Linked DNA regions of Homo sapiens: region 1 is linked to region 2. Evidence: chromatin contacts called from ENCODE Hi-C or POLR2A ChIA-PET data. All regions are on one chromosome and are shown on one strand. The core of a region is the stretch at or near the end of the contact, and the rest is flanking DNA. Distances in the headings are between cores, read along the strand shown.

Region 1 (3,778 bases), core at 1,097-3,596, 230 kb before region 2:
AAACATAATTGTGGTTTTTGCCATTGAAAGTAATGGCAAAAACTGCATTTACTTTTGCACTGATCTTATATTTCGTTTAAATAGCTGCTCTTTAATATTTATCAAAGTGTATCTGGTGGTACACCAGTAGGTACTCGCAGAGATAGAAGTGGCTTGTGAGTTTTCCTCACTCCATTATGTAGTGTACCTCACCCTTTGCTTTTCCTCATCACCCCTCCCAAAGCAACTTGAAGTAACCAATAGCTTGAAGGAGAGAAAACCATGGTATATTTGTTTAAAGTTGAATATGTTTATCAGTTATAAAAGAGGGAGTAGGCCAGGCGTGGTGGCTCACGCCTGTAATCCCAGCACTTTGGGAGGCTGAAGTGGGTGAATCACCTGAGATCAGGAGTTCGAGACCAGCCTGGCCAACATGGCAAAACACTGTCTCTACTAAAAAATAGAAAAATTCGCTGAGCGTGGTGGCGAACGCCCATAATCCCAGCTACTGGGAGGCTGGGGCAGGAGAATTGCTTGAACCTGGGAGGTGAAGGTTGCAGTGAGCCGAGATCACACCATTGCACTCCAGCCTGGGCAACAAGAGAAACTCCGTCTCAGAAAAAAAGAGGGAGTAAATAAAGTAGATAATTTTTTTCCTTCAAAACTTAACCACTTTTAACATTGGAAACACTAATGGACGAATTTGTTTGAATTACTTAAAGTAATAGATTTGAGGCCGGGTGCAGTGGCTCATGCCTGTAATCCCAGCACTTTGGGAGGCTAAGGTGGGTGGATCACTTGAGGCTAGGAGTTCAAGACCAGCCTGGCCAACATGGTGAAACCCATCTCTACTAAAAATACAAAAATTAGCCAGGCTTGATGGTGCATGCCTGTAATCCCAGCTACTCAGGAGGCTGAAGTATGAGAATTGCTTGAACCCGGGAGCCGGAGGTTGCAGTGAGCTGAGATCGTGCCACTGCACTCCAGCCTGGATGAGAGAGCCAGACTCTGTCTCAAAAAATTAATTAATACACTAATAGATTTGAGCACTAGCATTTGTCATATACCACCCTGTTTGTTCTACTTATCTTTAACTAGACCTGACATTTCTAATTTCATTCCTTCTCAGACCTCAGTTGGATGAACCCATTCCACTGTATGAGGCAAAAGTTTCCATGGAAGCTGTTCAGAAAAATCAAGGAAGAAAAAAGCAAGTTGTTCAATTTTAATTTTCTTCTTTCTCAGACCTCAGTCGGATGAACATATTCCAGTATTTGAAGCCAGAATTTTCTTTGGAAATTGTTGAGAAAAACCAAGGAAGATAAAACAAGTTGCATTTTTAAGCACGTTTCTCTGCTAAGACAAGATGCTCAGTTGACACATTTGAAAAGTGTTTGAAAAATTCTTGTGCAAATGATCAAGATAATTCTATAATTAACATCTTAAGGGAATTTTTCTAAAAACCTTTTCATTGTTTCTATATATTTTGCCCCTGCTATAAAATTCCTTCCATGAAGAAAACTGCTGCTTTCAGCAAAAGTCACACTACTCTTGATAAAAGCTGTTGCAGGCCTTTGCTAAGCTATCAAAGTAACGTATTAATTTTGTATCAACTCCGTTCTCAACACCTTCCTTAAGTCTTTGCTGTCATAATTTAAGCATTTGAGTATATTTTGAAGTCTTAAAAGACTTAGCCCATAGGCACTTAAATTTTGTGTTTTCAACTATTCATTCACTCCGGCTTTCCCCAGGATCAAAGAAGATCCCATTAACTTGCCAGTGGCAGCTGCCTGGAAGTCTGAGATGACCAGGCACTGGGAACGGGGAAGGGAGGGATGTCGGTAGGCTGCGCTGGCATAGGAAGCGTGCTGACGTCTTATCTGAGTTCTCTGGGGGTTGAGGAAGGTGGCCTAGTCCCCTCTCCTCGCCTCTTGAGAGCAGTAGCCACTGCCCTCTCTTAAGTTTATGGAAGCAGCAGCCCATCGCCGCAGCTCAAGTTTGTTTCCTTTTCATCCAGGCGCCAAACCCCGGGCTGATCACATCCCTGCTGCGGGCTTAAATAGAGTTAAGCTATTTCGGTGCCCCACAGGGTAGTGCACATCAGCGCCCTGGATCGCATACTTTCCAGAAGCGTCGCTGAACCTGGCGACTGGACTCTGGCCGAGGACCTGGCAGAAGCGCCAGGGCAGGGTCACCGCTGGGACAGTGGGCGTTGACGGCCACCCGGGATCGCCGCTGCGGGCTGCGTCTCGCGGGCTGCCCACTGCGCATGCTCCGCTCGGAACCGGCGGGGGCGGAGGCGGGGCCGCGTCGGGGGCGGGAGCTCGGCGAGGCGCCACGTCAGGGGCGGGCCCGGCGCGCGCGGGAAGTCTCTGTAGGGCGGCCGGCTACCCTCAGCCGCCGCGCGTCATGGCCCTTTCGGTGCCCGGCTACTCACCGGGCTTCCGAAAGCCGCCCGAGGTAGTGCGGCTCCGACGGAAAAGGGCCCGGAGCCGTGGAGCTGCCGCCTCCCCGCCCCGTGAGCTGACGGAGCCGGCGGCCCGCCGAGCCGCCCTGGTGGCGGGGCTGCCTCTTCGCCCTTTCCCTGCTGCGGGGGGCAGAGGCGGTGGCAGCGGCGGCGGCCCGGCCGCTGCTCGGAGGAACCCCTTCGCCCGCCTGGACAACCGACCGCGGGTCGCCGCGGAGCCCCCCGACGGGCCGGCCCGCGAGCAGCCGGAGGCCCCGGTCCCGGTGAGTGTCTTGTAGCCTGGCCGCCAAGGGGCTCTTGTCTTTCGTGGGTTGAGCCAGCTGTGAATGGGGGATGGAAAGTCCTCGCGTTCGAGGCAAGGAAATGGGCGCGAAGACTTCGGCCGCCCGTGGCCTTAGGGTACCCCGCCCTGGGAGCCGCGATTCTGGCAAGGCCGGGTTTGTGGGAAGAGCGCTCCCCTGGCTACCCCGCTGCGGGCTGTGCTCACGGGACGCGTTCCCGAGGAAAGTGAGGGGGCCCCAGAGGGCAGCGAGGAGCCCCTTGGAGAGGACTTAGAGGTGACTTGGAAAAGAGCTCGAAAAACCCTGAGAGCCCCCATCTTGCAAGGACGCTGTTCGATGGGGCAGGTGACAAGCCCTGCTTCCCCCGTGATTTAGGGCCTCCCTTCTCTCACGCACTCCAAATTATTCTGGAGATGGGGGAATGTCGAGGATTCGTGGGGTCAGAATTCACTAGCATCTGTCTTACCCAAAGCCTTTTGGATCTTTCGGTTTGAAACGCCGGTCCCTGTTCCCCTCAATTTTGATACTAAAGTTCAGACACAAAACTGAAGTGTTGAAACTCATAGATTGGATGGGGTGCCTCTGAATTTAGGTGTACTTGCGTTTATTGAGAAACATGTATGCCAGGTGAGGCTCTGTACATATTTAACGCAAACTTCAGCATCCTTTAAATTTTAAAGGAGAATATATTTAACCTCAGTTTTTAGATTCTAATCAAGAAAATGATTTGCTATGGGAAGAGAAGTTTCCTGAAAGAACAACTGTTACTGAATTACCTCAGGTAATACTTTTTAAATATCATTAGAATGTGTATTTGTATAAACTTTTTTTTCATAGGATTTGAGCCTATTTTTAAAAATACATTTATACTTCTCAGAAGCATTTTGCTTGGAAAGTAGTTTTACAGAGAGGCTTGATCATCTCAACCAGGGATGAAAATACCGCATCAGCCAAGGTAAAGGAGTTGGTTTGATACAGTAATGATGACTGTAAAGATAGCCAGCGCTAAAATAGGCCTGATAGACGTGGGGGTTTTCTTTTACTCTCTAAC
Region 2 (3,838 bases), core at 1,036-3,535:
TTCTGGGCAGATAAAATAATGGCAGAGAGCAGACTTCCTTTAGAAAAAGGAGGAAATAATGTATCAGAAACCAAGGATGAATCACTTACTGTTAAGTCTGCCCTAATTAAAAATAAATAAGTAAAATAGTGACCTTTTTAAAGCTGGGTGTGGTGGTGCACACCTATAGTCCCAGCTACTCCAGATGCTGAGGCGGAAGGATCGCTTGAGATAGAAGTTTGAGGCCAGTCTGGACAACAGAGTGAAACCCTGTCTCTTAAAAAAAAAAAAATTACTATCTTAACCATTTTACACATACAATTCAGTAGTATTACCTATTTTCAGAACTTTTTCATCTTGAAAAACTGAAGCTTTATAGCCACTGAACAACTCTCCATTTTCCCCTTCCTTGAGCCGCCAGCAATCATCGGTCTAATTTCTGTCTCTAGAAATTAGATTGCTTTAGAAACCTCATGTAAGTAGAATCACATGGTATTTATATTTTTGTTGCTGGCCTATTTCACATAGCATACATAATGTCCTCAAGCTTCACCTATGTTGTAGCACATGACAGAATTTCCTTTTTTTTTTTTTTTTTTTTTTTTGAGACGGAGTCTCACTTTGTCGCCCAGGCTGGAGTGCAGTGGTGCGATCTCGGCTCACTGCAAGCTCCGCCTCCCGGGTTCACGCCATTCTCCTGCCTCAGCCTCCCGAGTAGCTGGGACTACAGGCACCCTCCACCACGCCCGGCTAATTTTTTGTATTTTTAGTAGAGACGGGGTTTCACCGTGTTAGCCAGGATGGTCTCGATCTCCTGACCTCGTGATCTGCCCGCCTCGGCCTCCCAAAGTCCTGGGATTACAGGCGTGAGCCACCACGCCCGGCCTCAGAATTTCCTTCTTTTTAAAGGCTGAATAATATTCCGTGGCATGTGAACACCACATTTTATCTGCTAATCTATCAAAGCAAATATTTTGCAAATAATTTTTCCAATTCCAAAGGTTGTCTTTTCCATTGATTATTTCCTTTTATATGCAGAAGTTTTTAAGTTTGATGTAGTCCCATTTGTCTACTTTTGTTTTTGTTGTCTGTGCTTTTGGTGTCATAGCCAATAAATCATTGCCAAGTCCAATATCATGAAGATTTCCCCTATGTTTTTGAGGGGAAAAATCTCAAACCGTTTTTCCTCTGCTCTCATGCCACAACAATAAACACAGAAGACTTCTGTGACCAAATGCGTAGTGATTTCTCCCCATTAACAAGAAGGCAATCAATTCTGCAGCAGACACTGGTTGGGTATCCTCCTATTTAATTCTGACACTGTCTACCTGGAGATAGCATCAGATCCTGATACAACACCTAAACAAAATTTATTTAGGCAGTTAGTGAGGATAAAAGAGTCCTCAGTAAGGTTTGCCTTTTAATAAAAAGAAGCCCCAAATCATTTCTTTTCTAACAAAAAGAGCCTGAAAACTCAAGCTGCAAACATAGATAAGCAAACTGGAAGCTTGCATAGGCGAATGCCAGCAGCTGTGCCAATAGGAAAGGGATACTTGGAAGTCAGGTATATTCAATATTGAAGTTCCCTTTTCCCTTTTCTTTGTTGCCACGTGTGCAGTAAAAAAGCAGGCAACAAGGCCTGGGCTAGGTAGAGGTGCCATTTGCATAATAACAGATGAGGGTGGGATGGCCAGCCTCTTCCTGTGCTATGTAAATGGAACACCTGGTCCAACCAATCCTCTGTGCCCTACGTAAATAAGACACCGCTTCCTCAAGCTCATCTATAAAAGCAACCGCATCTCGCTGTAAACCCGGAAACCTGTTCGGGACTCCTTCCTCTGCACAGGGAAGGTCTCTTCTTTCTTTTGCCTGCTAAACTTCCGCTCTTGAACCCACTCCTTTTGTGTCCCCATCCTCGATTTCCTTGGCGTGGGGCAACAAACCACACGTATTACCCCAGACAACCATGCTGCTTCAATCTCACAGGTTGAGAGCTCATTCCCACAAGACTGCCCCCTTATTTCCGATGCCAATTGCAAGCCCCAGGTTTTACCTGTTATGACTGAATGACTATAAATTGAGGGTCCCATGGCCCCCTCCTTGTGTTCAACTGATTTGCTAGATTGCCTAACAGAACTAGAGGAAACACTAACTTATGTTTACCGGTTTATTATGAAGGCTATTACAAAGGATACAGATGAAGAGATACATAGGATAAGGTATGTGAGAAGGACTGCAGAGATTCTATGCCCTTCCCAGCAGCCTCTGCATGTTCAGCTATCAGGAAGCTCTCTACTAAAAATAGAAAAATTAGTTGGGCGTGGTGGCAGGCGCCTGTAATCCCAGCTATTCAGCAGGCTGAGGCAGGAGAATTGCTTGAACCTGGGAGGTGAAAGTTGGAGTGAGCCGAGATCGCCCCACCGCACTCCAGCCTGGGCGACAAGAGCAAAACTCTGTCTCAAAAAAAAAAAAAAAAAAAAAAAAAAAGGAAGTAGTGACACGAAACACTGTCTCCACACTCCACCCTTATAACCTCCAGCTGGCACCCTGAATGGTCTGGCCTCTCCCTGGGGGCGGATAGGGCAGGAGACACTAAAGTATTAATTATCTTTTTTGATCATGGCTGTAACTGTTCTGCGCCATCTTCAACAGGTGAGACTAAGGAGGGAATCACAGCTAGTCATCTCAGCCAGGCCAGTAGGGGGCGCAGTGCAGTGATCATTCCCTGGGGCCAAGGCTGTCTCCTTGCAGGTTCATCTCAGCTCTGCAGCAATGCCTACTTCTTTCCATCCGCTCCGAGGCTGTTACTAAGTATGTGGAGCTCCTTTTCAACAACTCGCTTACTACAAAGTCCTGCTCATTAAAAGGCGAAGGTGGTAGTGGTAGAGGACTAGATGGGCTAAGTATTTGCTCAACTGCTCTATCTTGCTTTGTAACTACCAAACCATTTCTGGGTGAGATCATGGGGACACCAGATTCTTCACATCCTTTCCTCATTTGCTCAAGACGAGATAATCACAAACAGAACTTTAAGAAACCACCTGTATAAACATACTTGGCGTATCTTCTGGGAATGGAATTATTGAATAGTAACCGATTGTCAGCCTGAACAGGGTGACTTGTTGCCCTCCAGTGGTAAATTCAATCAGTGTTTGTACCGTCAACGTCCCCGCTCAATCACCGTTAAACACTTAGGCAACCAAGTGTCAGCCACAAAGTTAAAAAACAGTCCTTGTTTTCATGGAGCTTGCCAAATAAATATAAGCAAATGGTATAAAATCCCTTCCCTAGGGAGCATGCTAGACACACCCGCAGGTACAGACACAGATGGGGCATGATGACTTCTCCACGTGTATGCAGTGGAGTTCTTTTAGGGAGATTTCAGAGTGGATGATGTACTTTTATACTACAACATTTAGAATAATCTCTCTAAGTACAATTCCAGAATATTAAAAGTATTATAAAATTTGGGAATAGACAACAGAGTCAAGTACACAAAAAGCCTATTATATATTTAAGGACTATGTTTAGAAAAAAGGGTCCTTTTACTGGAAAGATAGGAAAATAGGTTTTTCTTCTTAACTTTGATGTATCCAGAAAATCTGGGAGGGAGGCTCAAGGGTGGTGAGTCACTGTGAGACGTAATGTTTAATTTAATCCAGCTATTGAGTGATAAAATTTTTCAACTTCCTCCCTTTTCTCAAGACCTTAAAAAAAAAAAAAAACAACAGAACATCTTCTCTGCCAACATTTTTTTTCTTTTGAGATGGAGTCTCGCTCTGTCGCCCAGCCTGGAGTGCAGTGGTGCGATCTTAGCTCACTGTAACCTCCGCCTCCCGGGTTCAATCGATTCTCCTGC

What was found. A loop is a pair of places that touch in the nucleus more often than their neighbours do. ChIA-PET counts read pairs that join two places held with the same protein, here RNA polymerase II (POLR2A). Pooled maps may share reads with other maps.
Region 1: a map with no recorded cell type shows a loop between it and region 2 (12-fold over the local background). The contact joins the promoter of DONSON here to the enhancer-like site in region 2. A Hi-C loop is called at or near these places in 1 of 37 single-sample maps with no recorded cell type and 6 of 50 pooled maps. POLR2A ChIA-PET finds 5 or more read pairs at or near these places in 8 of 52 experiments (A549, BJ, CD4-positive, alpha-beta memory T cell and 5 more).

Annotation. Positions count from the first base shown.
Region 1 is chr21:33,587,252-33,591,029 of GRCh38, reverse strand. It overlaps DONSON (DNA replication fork stabilization factor DONSON), which reads left to right and starts at 2,346. Exons shown (of 10, transcript NM_017613.4): 1 at 2,346-2,709; 2 at 3,428-3,508. The coding sequence starts at 2,389. It overlaps CRYZL1 (crystallin zeta like 1), which reads left to right. Exons shown (of 13, transcript NM_145858.3): 13 at 1,109-1,689. The coding sequence ends at 1,208. RefSeq lists an enhancer at 2,158-2,657 and a silencer at 2,116-2,805.
Region 2 is chr21:33,360,263-33,364,100 of GRCh38, reverse strand. No RefSeq gene overlaps it. Among named protein-coding and RNA genes, the nearest start is that of IFNAR1, 37 kb to the right of the region's middle. RefSeq lists a silencer at 2,584-2,878. Within about 2 kb of position 2,285, at least 31 of the 41 ENCODE cell types and tissues checked have a DNase peak (open chromatin) inside an H3K27ac peak, as active enhancers do.